Linked DNA regions of Mus musculus: region 2 is linked to region 1. The links are chromatin loops, found by intact Hi-C in ENCODE. Cell type or tissue: left cerebral cortex. All regions are shown on one strand. Each heading gives the region's core, and the rest is flanking DNA. Links, peaks and the distances in the headings are about the cores only.

Region 1 (9,382 bases), core at 750-8,749:
TACCAATATCTAAGCAGAAACTAAGAAAGGCCATACAGGTGGGCAGTGAGTATGTCACCTACAAAGTAATGTGAACACACACTGCCTATTATATCACCAATGCACCAGGCTGCTGTTCTTGTCAGTTCATGTTGAGGACATGTCCAGGCTTGGCTAATTGAAAGGAAGTTTCTATTCAGCCCAACCATCATGTGACAAATTAGTCTTGAGTAACTTTGAAACTGAGCAGTTTTTATAAAATATCTCAATGTGGTCATCTGATCAACAAATTACTCCCTGAGAGGCACCAGTCAGGTTGAAGTTCTTAGAGAAAGACCACACATAGTTTCTTAGATAAATAGGGACAATAAATACATTCTCTGCTGCCCATGTGAAACCAACTGAAACCTCATGCTTCCTAGATGCATTCATATGTAGATAAGTCTTCTGTCATTTAATAGACACCACAAAGCAATTCTATGTGCTTTTCCTTGAGGGCTAGCTTTGTGTGTGTGTGAGTGTGTGTGTGTGTAATTGTATACCCATATACAATTTTGTTTTGAACTAAGATTAATAGGGTATCAAATATATAGCGCTGTAGTGAACATACCAGAGACCTGGTGCTCTTCTCTGTACATTGTCACACTGACATGAAGTTATGACTTACCCACACCATCAGTGTAATGCATGCTTGTGTGCACAGTGACTGAGTGATCTTTCAAAAGCTCCACTGTAACTCTGATGATGGTGCCTGAGGAATGGTCATGAGATGGAACGTACAAACATAAACCCATTAATGTTTTTTGCTGGGTTTTTGGTTTGGTTATTGATTGCTTTTGTTGTTTTTGTTTTTTTTTTTGTTTTGTTTTGTTTTGAAGCTAACATAACCTGTCTCTGTTGTTAATGCATTCCAAGTATTTACAATCGTAAGAAATATCCACCACAAGAATCCTGTTGTTCCCATGGAAGCTGAAGAACATCAAGCCCCAACTTCCTCATCTATACAAAAACCACAAAATGAAACAAAAGGTACTGAGGAAATAGAATAATTTTATTAAATTATATCCAGTTGTTGTAGATCATAAGGTATGATACAAGGAAAACAAACATGACCAGCTTAGAAACCTTTTCTTCTGTAGATGAGGTTAATTTGCATACTTCACTAGGTTAAATTCAAACACAGAATTTAAAAACAGATTTCAAATTTGCCACTTGTTCTCATTGAGTAATGAGAGAGGAAAAATGAGCTCAGTCCTGTCTGCGTCACGGTCACTTCACCTGCTGCAGACAGGAACAGTTGAGCCACCCTCTCTATGACCTGTTCACAGACACCTGAAATGTGGATGGATTGAATGTCACCCATCTCAAGGGTGACCCTGTGACTATCAAAAGTGTCAAGAATGAAGATAGACTAGGAATTAGATCACAGCATTTCTGGTCTGACCCCTTGGCAGTGGGTCCCTGGAGTGGTGTGCTACACCCTGTGCTTGGGAGGCTTAAGGGAATGGGAAAGAAGAGTAGAAACAGGGAAATGGCAGGAGGGGTAGGAGGTTTCTGTGGGTTTCTTTTTCTTTCAACAGGATCAAGGTGACCACTGTCAGGTTGTGTATTCTTGGCTTCTGGCTCTGTGATTTGAAGGCAGTCTTTCAAACTTAGCACTTTTCAGTTATGTCAGTTTGTGCCAAATGGCCAAGCCTGGCTACCACTGTGGTTAACAGATCTCCATGGAAGCTGTGCCAAAGGCACTGTCCCAGTTTGTAGTGAAAAGGAATGTCTGCTTCAGCACAGTAGATTGAGTATGGAGCGCAGACTTGCTGAGAACCATAGTTGTAGGAGTTTCAGGCAGAGATTCCGTGCAACACGAGGAAAGAAACAGAGTGCTTATGTCCAGCTCACCTTCTTGGACAGTCAAGGATGTCAGCCCGAAGAACGGTGGCACTAACAGTGGCCCAGTTTGCTACCTCAGTTTATCACCACAAGATAAAGTTCCACAGGCATAACCAGGCGATCTCGATTTTATCCAATTGAGATAAGATTCAGATAAGATCCAAGTGAGATAAAATGTCACCACATACACGCTGTTATGGTACCTGTGGGTTTTTATCTTAGGGTAAACCAGTATTGATGGTGAGATACAATCCTCTCCTGTGCACTCAAATGACCTATATATTCACTGTGATCTCGATGATGTGGGATGGAGATCCTGCTCCTGTGGTCTTCTGGGTATTTTTCTTTCTTTCTTTCTTTCTTTCTTTTTTTTTTTTTTTTGTAGTAGTAATGCGTTCTTGGTCCCCATGTGACCATTTAGTCCCACTTTAAAGGACAACCACAGATTAGACTGCCAAATAGCTAATAGGATTCTCTACCATGACCTCCCTGAAACACTAGCAGTGCCCTGACAAAGACCTAATGTATGTCTTTAGCTTGTAGCAGCCTATACTCCTCAATTTGAGTAGCATATTAAGTGACTGAGTCAAGGGAGGTTAGAGGCCAACATTCATCTAGGACCCTTTGACTTAATGCAGGAGAAAAGGTATACAACTGGCCTGTTCTTGGGGTTTTAAGTGGCATCCTTAGTTTAGCCTCCAAGATGCAGAGGCTGGGTTTAAGTGTTCTCCTAACACACTGCCAATGTTTCTTAGGATAAAAGATGCCAACTCTTGCAGATCAGGTCTTCAGGAACCCATCTTGCCATAGGATATTTCTTTCCTCTCTGCTGTCACTACTCGAGTCTTTTATTCTTAACGTGGTCTGACCTCTCCCATCTTTTCTGGGGAGATGAGATTAAAATCTAAGGAATGTCTGTCCTCTTAGTAGTTTCACTAAACTTTTTTTATAGGTTCACATCCTAGGCTCCTCAGAAGTATGTTTGCTTTTTTTTTGTATTCTCCCATTTCGCACTTGGTTTTGGCCTTTTATAGACTGTATCTGCATATTGTCTATCTGCTTCTGAACTCTGAGTCAGAGATACAGGATTCAACTTCTAGTCCCACCTTTTCAGGCTTCCCTCTTATTACCTCTTACCCCATCCTTCTCCAGCCACTTCTCATTTTTCCTGGTTGCCATATTGACACTGGACTATATGTCTGCCAACCATGGAAGCATCTGTGATCCCTTTCCACTGTTGCATTATTGTTCATGCTGCAAACTTTGTCCACACAGTGTGGCCTAACTCCAAGCCATGTCTCCAGCCTTGGCTTGGGGTATATATTAGGTCTTTCTCTATTCACTAAATCTTTCTTCTTCACAAAGCTCATGAGACTGACAAGATCACTGGAAGAGAACAGAAAAGAAGCTTTCTCAAGGAAAGCATGCCAGGAAAGGCAGTGTCATTAGGCCATCTGGGTTAGACCTTTACTCTATGAACAAAGGTAAAAGACTGCTGGTGGCAGCAAAGGCTGAAGAGGGACTAGTGATTGTCCTGTGCTCAAAAGTCACCTCAGGAACTGTTATCTCCGATTTTTATCATAAGATTTGTGTTGTGGCACCAGTAAGGTACTTGCTGTAAAGACTGAAGACAGGAATTTGAGCCCAGAACCTATACGGTTTACTGAAAGAACTGGGTACAAAAGGTTCACCTCTGCTGGATGGACAGACAGTTACTGAGCCTCCCAAATATAAGAAATATTAAAAAAAGCTTTTGAAAGATTTATTTTATTGTTACATTATGAAACAGATTCCTTCAAATTGCTTTAGATTATCATTTCCTAGAGAGCAAATTCTGTTCCTTGTTTTACCATAGTGTCTGCTTAGATCCATCACAACTCAAAAACCAGGTCAAAGCTGATGACAAATCCTTTTGTAATCAAGCTGCTACTCAGTGATCAGGGACACAGAACAGACTTGGGAGTTGAACTGTGACCCCCACAGCCAGAATGTCAGAGTATTTGAGGTTGCAAATGAAGAGCATCTGTGCTAAGTTATGGTTACATTTTCTACCATAACGATTTAGGGATAAAGGCTTTCCTTATGTAAACTGATACAGAATATAGGTTTTACAGTATTACCAATCCAATCCACTTGTTACTCTGTAGTTAGAAACAGCCATTGTGTTTTGGAGAACAAAGGATGAAAAATGGGTGTTGTGGTATAGAAAAATCATTATGTTCTGGAAAAAAAAATGACAGTACTTGGGGCAAGTTTCTTTTGCTTGTTCCCAACAATTTCTCTCCAAATCCTTTCTTTGCCTCTACTTCCCTTCCGAGAAGACAGCCCAGCTTTATCCCAACCTCCTCGTTTCCTATATTTAGTTACATATACCAAATCCATTCACTTTTACCCACATCAAGTAAATAAGCCGTGCCCTGAGCTGACAGTTACTCTGTGTTCCCCTACTGCTAGCTAAACATGGTGACGGTACAACTTCAGAAGAGGACGAGGAAAAGTCACCACTGCGTAGGGTTAAGGTAAGACGGGCTTTCCTTCCTCTGAGGTATAAAGCTTATCTCATTGGTTCCCTTATATATCAGTGGGTATCACATTGGAGTCATGACACTAGCCAGAAGCATCATGGGGATTAGAGCATTTACTTAGGAAGAGGATGGAATGGAGGAACTGTGCCAACTTGGTCTTATCTCAATACATCACAATGTGGTGCAACGTTATGTCCTGAATTATGAGGCTAATCGCTTTCAAGTGGGTTTCTCCAGTTTATCCTAGTCCTCATGTTTGAAAGAATATACAAACTGAGCACTCTCTACCCACATGCTAGATACCGTAGGTTTCTTATGCACCAAACGTTGGGTCATGTACTCAAGTTAGCTCTAAACCCTGGGCAGTAGAAATAGAATATGGATTACTGAAAATACAAGTTTTCATACGTGATGTAGGTTTGGGGGCCCTCTAGAGGCCAAACATGTTTGTTTGATCTACCTATGAATCAGAAAAAGTATGAAAGATACTGGTTTTGTCACATTTACAACACTCTATATATTTGTGGCAACCACTAATAATGTATCCATTAATATAGTCATCACTTGACTGTGATTTTTCATCCTTACTGCAATTACAACACATGTATCAAAACCATTTGCATATATTACCCTGCATGATTATGGAATATAATGTATTTTTCCTTCTCAATTGCAGGTAGCTTCTAAAAGAAGCCAACATAGTACGTATTGTGGAATTACTAAGATAAGAATTGTTGTAAACAGTAGTTGTGTTTTGTCTGATGCAACTCTGTGATCTAAGATGGTAACTGATAATTAAAATTTTGGTTCGTGTGTGTGTGTGTGTGTGTGTGTGTGTGTGTGTGTGTGTGTGAGAGAGAGAGAGAGAGAGAGAGAGAGAGAGAGAGAGAGAGAGAGAGAGAATGTTTTGACAAAAAGGAGAAGAAAAAACTTATGGATATATCTGTGGTCATTGAGTTCATCAAGGTACAATAATCCCTATGAAAGAGTTACTGCTTTTAGGATTTTCCTGCAAGATATCAAATTTATAAGGATCTCAAGTATTATCCTGACTGCTATAGTGGGGAGAAGTCTTAGACTGTGTCATTTACCAGGCAGCAGACAGTCAGTTTTGAAAGGTATAGAAGCACACATACTTATTTTCAGGTGACAGGGCCTAAAAATGAAACACAGTGCATGGGAACAGAAATGTAGAGTGGATGTATCCCAACTGGGTTTCCCATGGTTCATTGTAATAAAGTCAAGAGAAAGGCTTAAGGGATAGACCTTATTAGCATGGACAAATGGCAAACCATTTTAGGCACATGGTCAAGTAAAAACTCTAGTCACCACCTAGAGATTGATCAGTGCTATCTCATTCTTTAGGGAATTTAGGAAATTTTAGTTCATGAGACAGGTGTGTGTGTGTGTGTGTGTGTGTGTGTGTGTGTGTGTTTGTGTGTGTGTGTGTGTAACTTTCTGGCCCACATCTCACACAGCTCCACCTGCCTTTGCCTATTGAGTGCTGTTACTTATTAAGGGATTACACTACCACACCCAAGAGAATATACCTTTAACAGTCAGGTCCACTCTATGCTCCAAGAGTTTTATCTCTGAGTGATAGTCAGTCTCCACATTCTGAGTGTTAATACTGAGTAGACACATATTTTTAGCAGTGAAGCATGAAACTCAATATTATTTCAAGTGTTTTCTGCATAGTGCAACTACAGTTTCGGTACTTTGCTATGCTGTGGTTTGATTAAAGGGAGCTATTGGAATATGGCCTGGAGTTTCAGCCCAGTTGTCTCAGTACCTATTTAGCATGTCAGGACCCAAAGCTTGTATCCTAGTTCTGCATAAAATGTGCCCAAGATGGCTCAATTCTATTAATACTTATCCTAGTAAAGTGAAGCAAGGAGAAACACAAGTTCAAGGACATTCTTTTCTGTAGACTGAATTACATGCTAGACTAGAATAGACACCTTCCCCCCCCCACAAAAAAATTTAGAAAACAGAGAAGGTCAGACTGGTGAGGGAGGCATGACCAGGTATGGTGCACTCTCACTGCCCTGCAGTCAGTACTAATATCTAAGCAGAAACTAAGAAAGGCCACATAGATGGGCAATGAAGATGTCACCTACCAAGTGATATGAGCACACACTGCCTATTATATTACCAATGCACCAGGCTGCTGTTCTTGTCAGTCTATGTTGAGGACATGTCCAGGCTTGGCTAGTTGAAAGGAAGTTTCTATTCAGCCCAACCATCATGTGACAACTTGGTCTTGAGTAACTTTGAAACTGAGCAGTTTTTAGAAAATATCTCAATGTGGTCATCTGAATCACTCACTGAGAGGCACCTGTCAGGTTGAAGTTCTTAGAGGAAGACCACATATTTCTCCTAAGCTAGGGCCCTCCTATAGCTTCTTAGGTAAACAGGGAAAATAAATACATTAAAAAGAAAGAATTGGAATCACAAGACTTGAGTCACCAAAGCTTAGTCCTTCCTTGCTTCAAAACATACAAAATGAGTATCACATTCTCTTAACAACTTTCTGTACTGTCCTACGTGGAATATGTATAAAGTATACAAATGTATGGAAAGCTAGATAGAAATAAATATATTTACCTTACATGAAAAAATATAAATACATTCTCTATTTCCATTTGTAAGTAACTGAAACCCCACTAGATTCATTCATATGTAGATGACTCTTCTCTCATTTAAAAGACACCACAAGACAATTTTATAATATAAGTGCTTCTTTGAGGGATAGCTTATTCGAGTGTGTGTCTGTGGATATACACTTGTAAATGAGTAACCAATTAAAACCTCACCCTACCTAGATGTACTCATATGCCACTCATTCTTCTGTCATATAGCAGTGTTTTTCCTTGAGGGCTAGCTTGTATAATTGTGTGTGTGTGTGTGTGTGTGTGTGTGTGTGTGTGTGTGTGTGTGTGTATACACTTGTGTATGAGTAACCAGCTGGAACCTCATTCTACCTAGATTTATTCATATGTAGCTGGCTCTTCTATCATTTAACAGACACCACAAATCAATATATACTTGCATATCCATATCCTTTTTACTGAGAATTGTCATAGGATGTATAACTATGTATAACATCATAGTGAACACAACTCAGAAATGAGAGAGAGCATAAATTACACTAAAGATAAATAAAATATACTATATAAATTTCCATATATATATGAACAAAATATACTATATAAATTACATCCTATATATATGTATATATATACATATATATTATAGTGCATATGTACTTTGCACTCATATTTTGCAATGAAGCCTCATAGGGAGTCAAATATTAAGCATCCTAGTGAAACCACACAGGAGTGAATGAGTATATAAATTTCACTTTTTTTGCATCACCTAAGAGTGATATGGATTCTGTTTACCAGGTACAGCACTAACATAAGAGAGCACTGGTTCTCTTCTCTGTACATGGTCACACTGACATGAAGTATTGACTTACCTTCACCATCAGTGTAATGCATGCTGGTGTGTAGAATGCACTCTGTGATCTTCCCAAAATACCACTGTAGCTCTGATGATGGTGCCTGAAGAATGGTCATGAGGTGGAAGGTACCAACACAAAACCATTGCTGATTTCCTCTGTTTTTCTGCAATGACGCTGACGTCATTGTCTCTGTGAATGCATCCCCAGGGATTCCGTTCTTGAGAAACAAGTGTCGGAGGGGCAGTCTCCTCCCAATGGATGCTCAAGAATGTGACTTTATAGATACAAGTTGTGAAGGAAAACCACAAAACAACCTAGAAGGTACAGTGGAAATGAAAGCCTGAATCATGTTTCATAGTTACAGAGCCTACTGTTATGATACATGTAAAACTGTGAATATATTAGTACTTTTCTATGTAGATACTGTTAATTTGCATATTTCATTAGTTGAGATTCAACCACAGAATTTAAAAATGGATATAAGACTCACTGTTTGTTCTCATTGAGTAATGAGAAAGAGAGGAAAAATGAGCTCAGTCCTGTCTGCGTCACTGTCACTTCACCTGCTGCAGACAGGAATAGTTGAGCCACCCTCTCTATAACCTGTTCACAGACACTTGAAATGTGGATGGATTTAATCTCAACTGTCTCAAGAGTGACCCTGTGATTATCAAAAGTGTGGAGAATGAAGACAGACTTGGAATTAGATCACAGCATTTCTGGTCTGACCCCTTGGCTGTGGGTCCCTGGAGTGGTGTGCTACACCCTGTGCTTGGGAGGCTTAAGGGAATGGGAAAGAAGAGTAGAAACAGGGAAATGGCAGGAGGGGTAGAAGGGTTTCTTTTTCTTTCAAAGGCAACAAGGTGATCCCTGTCAGGTTGTGTATATTTGGCTTCTGGCTCTGTGATTTGAAGGCAGTCTTTCACACTTAGCACTTTTCAGTCTAGCTGTGCCAAAGGCACTGTCCCAGTTTGTAGTGAAAAGGAATGTCTGCTTCAGCACAGTAGATTGAGTATGGAGTGCAGACTTGCTGAGAACCATAGTTGTAGGAGTTTCAGGCAGAGATTCCGTGCAACACGAGGAAAGAAACAGAGTGCTTATGTCCAGCTCACCTTCTTGGACAGTCAAGGATGTCAGCCTGAAGAACGGTGGCACTAACAGTGGCCCAGTTTGCTACCTCAGTTTATCACCTCAAGGTAACATCCTGCCGATGTGTTTGGGGATCTGGATCTTGTCAGCTTGACTAGTGACATTAATGGTCACAGTACCCACAAACTATGATGGTCATTTTGTGGTTTTATTCTATGGTAGAGCCAATCTCTATGCTGGTGGATAGCGTTCTGTGCACACAAATGACCACTTCTACTATGGTCCTTATGATGCAAAATAAGCAAATTCTGTCCCCGTAGCTCCTTGGTTTTATTAGAGTAGGGTCTTTTTGGTATGTATGTCTTTAGCTTGGAACAGCCTATGCTTCTTAATTTGACTAGCATAGTAAGTGATTGAGTCAACGGTGGTTATAGGT
Region 2 (9,382 bases), core at 392-8,391, 190 kb after region 1:
TTGCATGCATCCTTATGTCTTAAGTTCTTGGCACCTGAACATGCCATGCTAGGACATATGATGCTTCCTCTACATCCATCTTTGGGGAACATAATCAGATTCAACCTAAACCACAGGCTCTAGAAGCCATAAAAGGAGTAAACGCTTATGTAAACATTCAAGTCTACATGAATGATATGCCTGCCACCTTCTGAGTGAAATTTACATACTGGTATTGAAGGCAGAATATTATTGTCCAGAAGACAGTCTGCCCTGACTCAAAGTCACTACCTGATACAGTTCTAATAAATCCCGATCTGATATAATTACATTTCCTTTTCCTCCTAAATAAAATATTTAATACATGAAACACTTAATCAACTTTACTTTTTCAAGTGTGCTATAGTCATAAACACATGCGGGAATCATTAAAGTAATTTTCTCTTATATAAAGGAAGAGGGCTTCTTACGGTCAGTGAGGATTTTGTCCGAGGACGGTCATCAGTTGAGAAGGGTGTGTTAGTACATTCTTGAGGTAGGACTAGAGGGACAGAAAGTCACTGTCAGCTCATGGCACCACTTATTTACACAAGCATTTTGACATCGATAAAAGTGTACTGAGGCAGTACATGTGATTAGATTCAGTTAGGCTACTACTGGGCTGTCTTTCCTGATGGTGAGTATAGGCAAAGACTAGAAAACTAAAAAGCTTTTTTTCCCTTTTTTTCCTTTTGCTTTCTAGAGGACAGGAATATAAAGCAACATAAGGGTCTATGGTTTAATATGTAACTACCTAGTGCGTGTATTCAGTTTGGGAGGGAGCACATCCAAGGGCAACTGTTGGTATCTAGTTATGCCTAATATTATTTGGGGTTCTGGGGTTAGAGACAGAATATCAGGTGCAATGACAAGCACCTATACTATCAAGACATCTCATTCTCCTCATTAAAATAAATGTCACGATGAAACCACATATGATCATCATTCCCTTTAAGCATTTTGAAACCCAAAAGGACTGAAGAATCTCTTCATCACATCTCACAAGCATATTTCAACCTCCATCAGTTGACACATTCTGATTCTACATTCATCATAAACACAGAATTTTAGCTTTTTAACACATACATTTTCCTGGGGAAGTGAATTTAGTATAAGGGACATGGTGTAACTATATTGATCCATTCATCCTTTGACATGCAATAATTTATTGACTTCTGGAAAACAATAATAAGTACCCTGTGCCTTGTTTCTCCTTTTATTCTCATGTGCTTTGTAGCATCCAGATTAAAAAGAACAGTGATAAGGAAGAGGAGTATCTGGATCCTGCTGGCCATTCAAGTCCTCTAACTCAGCTCTATGTGAGAGTTGCTCCAAGGGTAATGGGGGCTCTAAAAACTGGGTAGATATTCTGAGTACTTGTGTCACTCTCCCAGGTTGTGGCTCACAAGGTCTCTGCACTTTTGAGGGTAACATTTGTATTTCCACCAGATATCAATTAAAGATCTCTCTATTTGTAGTTGGCTTTAGGCCAGGTGTGAGGATAAGGATCCCAGTCCTACGCATCTGTGAGCTGACGAGAAGGGCTGGTACTTCCTTGCAATGCCTAGGTTGAAATGTGACAGTGGTGTCCTGTGATAAAGTGACCATGGATTTGATGTCATAAAGTAGATAATGCCTAGGACTTCTACAGACTTGAGACATCCTGACGTGTACACTGGAAACCTACCATCTTGGTTAATTAGCTTTTCACAAATATGAACCTCTTTATATTTAGGTTTTGCCCAATTCATCAAGAAAGCTATAGCTCTCTGAAGCAGTGTCAGGATAAATAAACCACATCACACGTGAAAACAGCAGGAAGGGTTAATACATCTTTTCAGCACCATGTTTCTACACGCACAGAAGAACGATTACCTCTGCATACTATTCTTTTTGTTCACCATATACGAACACTATGCTCACGGATTACTGTAAATAGTTCCTGACTCTCTAGTTAGTTCACCAGTCTAATTCATCTATTCTCTACTTCATTTGTTGAAATAGTGATCAGTCATTCAGAACAAAATAATCAACTTATTGGGTGATACCTCACTCCAAAGAGATGTGGGTCACAATGTTACCTATTTGTGATGTCTACAATTCAGGATAAATCATAAATTATGGATTTAAATTATTCAATATGGAGTAGGTACACACTCTAAACCTTCACATATGTGGAAAAGACATACCTACATTTTAGTGAATAAATATACCTAATAAGAAAATGACACGAAATGTTTGTTAAAAATGAAAATAGGCACACATTATAGTGGGAGATTTATATCATAATTTATCCCCACCACTGTGAAGCCACTCCTTTTTTCTGAGGTTAATAATTTCAAAACAGAGAACCTTAGTTATTTCTTGGTATGTCTATGATATAGTGTTATGTCTGTGAAGCACAATCTTGAGGGAGGAAATACAAACATATATAGACACATACGTACATACAAACACATTAAATTCTAAAGTCAAAATATTTTGTAGACTAAAATATAATATATAATAAAACATAATTCTAGAGCCAGGCGTGATGGTGCATGCCTTTAATCCCAGCACTTGGGAGGCAGAGGCAGGCAGATTTCTGAGTTTGATGCCAGCCTGGTCTACAGAGTGAGTTCCAGGATAGGCAGCGCTACACAGAGAAACTCTGTCTCAAAAATTAAATAAAATAAGACATAATTCTAATAATACAGCAGTTATAAGTATTTACACAAAATATTTTGAGAAATATTAACCAGTCTATTTGAAGCAAAAGCACTAAATGGCTAGCAATATCATACCTCTGGTATCACAACAGTTACCCATTATACTCAGATTCCAACACTACTATCGCTCTGTAGTTATAGACGTGTACTCTGAGGAAATCTCAAAGTATACTGGCACTCAGCACTCAGGCCTGAACATAACTAGGTACAGGTCAGCCATAAGTCACAGAGCTTGCATAGTGAACTCATAATCATACCATGACAGCCAACATCTGCTACTTAGGCAAGTCTGCTCATACAAGGTCAGGACGACAGTGTGGGTTATCATAAATGCCAATGTTCTTGATCTAAGAACAACCAACTACAAAGTTAGTTTTCTCTCATCTGCTTACATGGTTCTAAAGAACCATGTTAAAATGCCTACTTCACAAAGGTCTTTTTTGATCACTCTCTCACACATCAAAATGTGAGCTGTCAGCTACTGCTCCAGTGAATTTTTGCCTGTCTGCTGCCTTGCTCCCTGCTATGATGGTCATGGATTCTAACTCCCTGAAACTTAAAATTCTAAGTTAAATATTTTCTTTAACAAGTTGACTTGGTCATGGTGTTTTATCACAAAAAAAAAAAAAATAGAAAAGTAACTAAGACAGCCCCTAACCATGTGTCTATCTGTCCTTAATAGTTCAATTAAAGACATAATTAATGTAGAAAGATTAATTGGATGTTTCTATCCCACTTTTGATCATTTACCTCCCAAATAAAGACACAAAACTTTTAAATTTATAATAAGCCATAAAAGCACTAGAGCTGAGCAGATATCCACCCTTTATGCTAGTCAGTCTACTTTCCAGTCAATGATCCTCAGGGACAACTTGCCATGTTTCTCATGGCCCACTCCTTTCCAAATGTCTGGCCCTCATTGCCATGTTCTCACTTTCCACCTACCCCTGCATCTTCTTCCTTCCTCTTCTCTTTTCTCTCCTGGTATTCTCTGCCTCAGACCCCGAGCCCCGCACCTGAAGCCTTGCCTACCTCTCTTCTGCCCAGTTACGAGCTGTCAACCTGTTTATTTAACTAATCGCTTTAAACTAAGGAGCAAGTTTCCATAGCATCACTTGGTATATGCGATGATTTCCTCTTGACCAAGGATCTCCTCATTGCGGCAGCCAGATCTTGTGGACCAGCATTGATCACTACAGTGCATAGCAACAGACCAAACGTCAGCACACAGTGAATACTGAAAAGCAGAAGAGAAAGAGTAATAAATTCTTTTTAAATTTTTTTATTTTTCCAGCTTCAACCCCACTGGACAGGTTTCCATGAAGGTTGCCCGGGCTTCTCTTCTGCATTCCCACTGACCACCACAAGATGGCACCCTATGAAAGCCTGTTGATGTTGGATGTGGTGGTACATTGGGAAGAGAAACAAAGGTCTATTGACTCCTCCACCAAGACCATCCTCAGAATCCTATGAGGTTTAGTTTTTAACAAAGTCAAGAAGTATCTATAGCTGGGCAATGCTGGTCAAGTTATTTCCTCCTTCTGAGCTTCAGTCTCTCCTGATAAGTGATATGATAGATTGTACGTGCCAGAAAATTAGTCCTCCTTATGGTTTGCCCAAGGGTCTTAGCTTGTTCCTTCTCCCAGCATGAGATTCTTGGCATCCTCTGTCTAAGCTGTTCAGTGCCAAAGGGAGTAACACAAGCATCTCTTCATATTTCATACATGCCAGGATGGTTAGAGAAGTAGATGCTCTGAGCACTGGGAACCATTGCCTTGAGCCCTTACACTTCCTCCTTCCTCTATAGTTTCCAGGGGTGGCAGAATAGAATAGTCACAATGAAATGATAGAATTACCACTCGTTATTAATACTTCACATATAAACTAAGATCTGCAAGTGAAACTCAGTTCTAAGGATAGAAATGTCCCCTCAGTGGGAGGCTTGGCTAAGTGTTTATGACTTCTGCTTTATGTCCAACCCCTGCTCCTTAAAAATATGTGATACCCTAGCAAGATTATGCTGAAAGGACCCTGATATAGCTGTCTCTTGTCAGAGTATGCCTGGGCCTAGCAAACATAGAAGTGGATGCTCACAGTCGGCTATTGGATGGATCACATGGCCCCCAATGAAGGAGCTAGAGAAAGTACCAAAGAAGCTAAAGGGATCTGCAACCCTATAGGTGGAACAACATTATGAACTAACCAGTACCCCGGAGCTCTTGACTCTAGCTGCATATGCATCAAAAGATGGCCTAGTCGGCCATCACTGGAAAGAGAGGCCCATTGGACACGCAAACTTTATATGCCCCAGTACAGGGGAACGCCAGGGCCATAAAAGGGGAGTGGGTGGGTAGGGGAGAGGGGGTGGGTGGCTATGGGGGACTTTTGGTATAGCATTGCAAATGTAAATGAGCGAAATACCTAATAAAAAATGGAAAAAAAAATATGTGATACCTAAAGTGGCATGACAAATGAGAGGTGGGAAGAAAGGGTTCTGGAAACCCCCCAAGATTTTCTAATGGTAGAGACATATGGCTATTAAATCTACCTACAACTAGGGTTGGTGCCTGAGATGACAAAGGAGGGGGCTTTCCTTCGGAAGTTACCCTTGACTAGATAGATAAATGCCTCCCAAAGGTTTTATGGATAACTGTCCTGACAAGAGTAAAAGTATCCCGAGCTTTTGTACCCGCCAGCAAGAGCACACTCAAGACAACCGGAATCTTCTGCAGCAAAGCTTTATTGCTTACTTCTCAGGAAGACCCCGACCCCAGAAAATGGAGTCGCTTATATAGCCCTCAGCCATGGCATTTCAGCACCTGATATGGCGTGTCAGCTCCTGATTTGTTACTCGCCCATCACCCCAAGATTATGCCCCGAGAATGGGCAGTTATCAACTTTCCTTTTTCCTCTCACTCCTCTGTTGACCAACCACATCATCCTGAGAAGAATTTTAGTAATAGGTGGATATAAAACCTTCAGACTGAATTTAAAGAAAATGGGAGCATAAGGATTTAATAATATAGTAAATTCTTGGGACAAGTATTAGACTGTGGTGAAGCTACAGGAGGGTACGAATCAAGGGGGATTATTTCTTTTTTAAACATGAGATGAATTATAAACTATCTTGCTAATGAAGACGTCTCAGCAGTGAGGCTAAAAGAGAAAGGATTTGTTTTCTTATGTTGCGAGCATAGGAATAAGAAGGAATTCTAAGGGAAGTAATACCCAGGCCATACAGAATTGCAATTCAAGGTGCAGTCTGGTTTATCCACCAACAGAAGAGAGCAAGGGGATTGGATGGAGAAAACACTGTCAACTTAGCCAGCACATTGCACCTCTCATCACGATGTTCCACAAGGAGCAGTGGTTTCTTCACTGTTGTTCCGTCTTTCAAGACTTTTCTCAGTGGAGACAAAGCTTATTCCTCCAATAGCACTGAATTTGAATCTGTTAAATTTGGTTTGATCTGGTTATTCAGCAGTGACAAAAGAATTTACTGGAAGGACTCTGAGAATTAAAGGGGATACAAATAGGAAGGGGAAAAAAGGCAGATTACTAGATTCAAGGATTCCACCAGCAAAGTACAAACACTCTCAGCAGAGTAGCAGGATATAAAAATCACCATACAAAAAAAGCATCTTTTCTATATATCAGTTGCAAACTCAGTGGAAACGAAGTTGGGGGAAATCCCACTCATTATAGATTTTTTTTTTTTTTTTTTTTTTGGTTTTTTTTCGAGACAGGGTTACTCTGTATAGCCCTGGCTGTCCTGGAGCTCACTTTGTAGACCAGGCTGGCCTCGAACTCAGAAATCCGCCTGCCACAGGGGAAAAATTCCTGAACAGAACAGCAATGGCTTGTGCTGTAAGATCGAGAATCGACAAATGGGACCTAATGAAACTCCAAAGTTTCTGCAAGGCAAAAGACACCGTCAATAAGACAAAAAGACCACCAACAGATTGGGAAAGGATCTTTACCTATCCTAAATCAGATAGGGGACTAATATCCAACATATATAAAGAACTCAAGAAGGTGGACTTCAGAAAATCAAATAACCCCATTAAAAAATGGGGCTCAGAACTGAACAAAGAATTCTCACCTGAGGAATACCGAATGGCAGAGAAGCACTTGAAAAAATGTTCAACATCCTTAATCATCAGGGAAATGCAAATCAAAACAACCCTGAGATTCCACCTCACACCAGTCAGAATGGCTAAGATCAAAAATTCAGATGACAGCAGATGCTGGCGAGGATGTGGAGAAAGAGGAACACTCCTCCATTGTTGGTGGGATTGCAGGCTTGTACAACCACTATGGAAATCAGTCTGGCGGTTCCTCAGAAAACTGGACATAGTACTACCGGAGGATCCAGCAATACCTCTCCTGGGCATATATCCAGAAGATGCCCCAACAGGTAAGAAGGACACATGCTCCACTATGTTCATAGCAGCCTTATTTATAATAGCCAGAAGCTGGAAAGAACCTAGATGCCCCTCAACAGAGGAATGGATACAGAAAATGTGGTACATCTACACAATGGAGTACTACTCAGCTATTAAAAAGAATGAATTTATGAAATTCCTAGCCAAATGGATGGACCTGGAGGGCATCATCCTGAGTGAGGTAACACATTCACAAAGAAACTCACACAATATGTATTCACTGATAAGTGGATATTAGCCCCAAACCTAGGATACCCAAGATATAAGATATAAGTTGCTAAACACATGAAACTCAAGGAGAATGAAGACTGAAGTGTGGACACTATGCCCCTCCTTAGATTTGGGAACAAAACACCCATGGAAGGAGTTACAGAGACGGAGTTTGGAGCTGAGATGAAAGGATGGACCATGTAGAGACTGCCATAGCCAGGGATCCACCCCATAATCAGCATCCAAACGCTGACACCATTGCATACACTAGCAAGATTTTATTGAAAGGACCCAGATGTAGCTGTCTCTTGTGAGACTATGCCGGGGCCCAGCAAACACAGAAGTGGATGCTCACAGTCAGCTAATGGATGGATCATAGGGCTCCCAATGGAGGAGCTAGAGAAAGTAGCCAAGGAGCTAAAGGGATCTGCAACCCTATAGGTGGAACAACATTATGAGCTAACCAGTACCCCGGAGCTCTTGACTCTAGCTGCATATATATCAAAAGATGGCCTAGTCGGCCATCACTGGAAAGAGAGGCCCATTGGACTTGCAAACTTTATATGCCCCAGTACAGGGGAATACCAGGGCCAAAAAGGGGGAGTGGGTGGGCAGGGGAGTGGGGGTGGGTGGATATGGGGGACTTTTGGTATAGCATTGGAAATGTAAATGAGTTAAATACCTAATAAAAAATGGAAAAAAAAAAAAAAAAAGAAATCCTCCTGCCTCTGCCTCCCGAGTGCTGGGATTAAAGGTGTGCACCACCACGCCTGGCTCATTATAGATTTTTTTAATTGTTGTGAATAAAGTTTGGAGCTGAGACAGAAGGAAGGACTATCCAGAGACTGCCCCACCTGGAGATCCATACCATAATAATGTTAGCAGACACTAACACTATTGCATATGCAAGCAAGAATTTGCTCACAGGACCCTGCTATAGCTCTCTCTTGTGAGGCTATGCCAGTGCCTGGCAAATACGGAAGTGGATGCTCACAGTCATCTACTGGATGGTACACAGGGCCCCCAATGGAGGAGCTAGAGAAAGTACCCAAGGAGCTAAAGTTGGCAGCAGGACCGGGGAGCAGGAGTGGGGGGAATATATAGGGGACTTTTGGGATAGCATTTGAAATGTAAATGAAGAAAATATCTAATAAAAAATTGTTTAAAAAATTGTTGTGAATGAGCTTACCCATGGAGATAAAAGATCTCTACAATGAAAATGTAAGAAACTGAAAAAAGAAATTGAGGAAGACACGAGAAGACAGAAATACCTCTTATTCTTTAATAGGCAGAATATTGTGTATATTCCTATGTCACTGAAAGCAATCTACATATTTAAAGAAATCCTCATCAAAATGGCAATGGCATTCCTCACAGAACAGGAAAAGGAAATCTACATTGCTGAATGGCCTGAATAGAGGTTTTATAAATTTTGTTTTTGTATTTATTAGATAGTTCCTTTGTTTGCATTTCAAATGTTATCCCCTTTCCTGGTCCTGTTCACCAACCCACCCACTCCTGCTTCCTGGCCCTGGCATTCCCCTACTGGGGCATAGAGTCCTCACAGGACCAAGGGCCTCTCCTCCCATTGATGACCGACTAGGCCATCCTCTGCTACATATGTGACTGGAGCCATGGGTCCCTCCATGTGTACTGTTTGCTTTTGTGGTTTAGTTCCTGGGACCTCTGGGGACAACTGGTAGGTTCATATTGTTGTTCCTCCTATGGGGCTGCAAACCCCTTCAGCTCCTTGGGTCCTTTCTCTAGCTCCTCCATTGGGGGCACTGTGCTCAGTCCAGTGGTTGGCTGAGAGCATCAACCTCTGTATTTGTCAGTCACTGGCAGAGCCTCTCAGGACACAGCTCCTGTCAGCAAGCACTTATTGGCATCCACAATATTGTCTGGGTTTGGTGACTGGATGTGAGATGAATCCCCAGGTGGGGCAGGTGAAGCCTTTTCAGATTTTGTGCTCCTCTTCACTGATAATAGGAAGTTAGTTGA

The links. Hi-C counts contacts between places; a loop is a spot of excess contacts. Peaks named below come from ENCODE experiments on the same cell type or tissue, not always from the same donor. Only the 100,000 strongest peaks of a DNase experiment are listed, where the experiment ranks them.
Region 2: it touches region 1 in a loop (4-fold over the local background); 13 of 42 quality-filtered maps call a loop at or near these places.

The regions. Positions count from the first base shown.
Region 1 is chr9:114,122,874-114,132,255 of GRCm38, forward strand. It overlaps Gm29825 (predicted gene, 29825), which reads left to right. Exons shown (of 27, transcript NM_001378688.1): 4 at 895-1,008; 5 at 4,321-4,385; 6 at 5,068-5,092; 7 at 8,065-8,178. Among named protein-coding and RNA genes, the nearest start is that of Gm29825, 9.5 kb to the left of the region's middle. In left cerebral cortex, for the core only: a CTCF peak has its summit at 4,827 (motif pointing left); a DNase peak (open chromatin) is centred at 4,817.
Region 2 is chr9:114,314,130-114,323,511 of GRCm38, forward strand. 4921528I07Rik (RIKEN cDNA 4921528I07 gene) reads right to left here and starts at 2,899. Exons shown (of 27, transcript NM_001384245.1): 1 at 2,802-2,899; 2 at 450-520. The coding sequence starts at 2,826. In left cerebral cortex, for the core only: a CTCF peak has its summit at 4,086 (motif pointing right); a DNase peak (open chromatin) is centred at 4,098.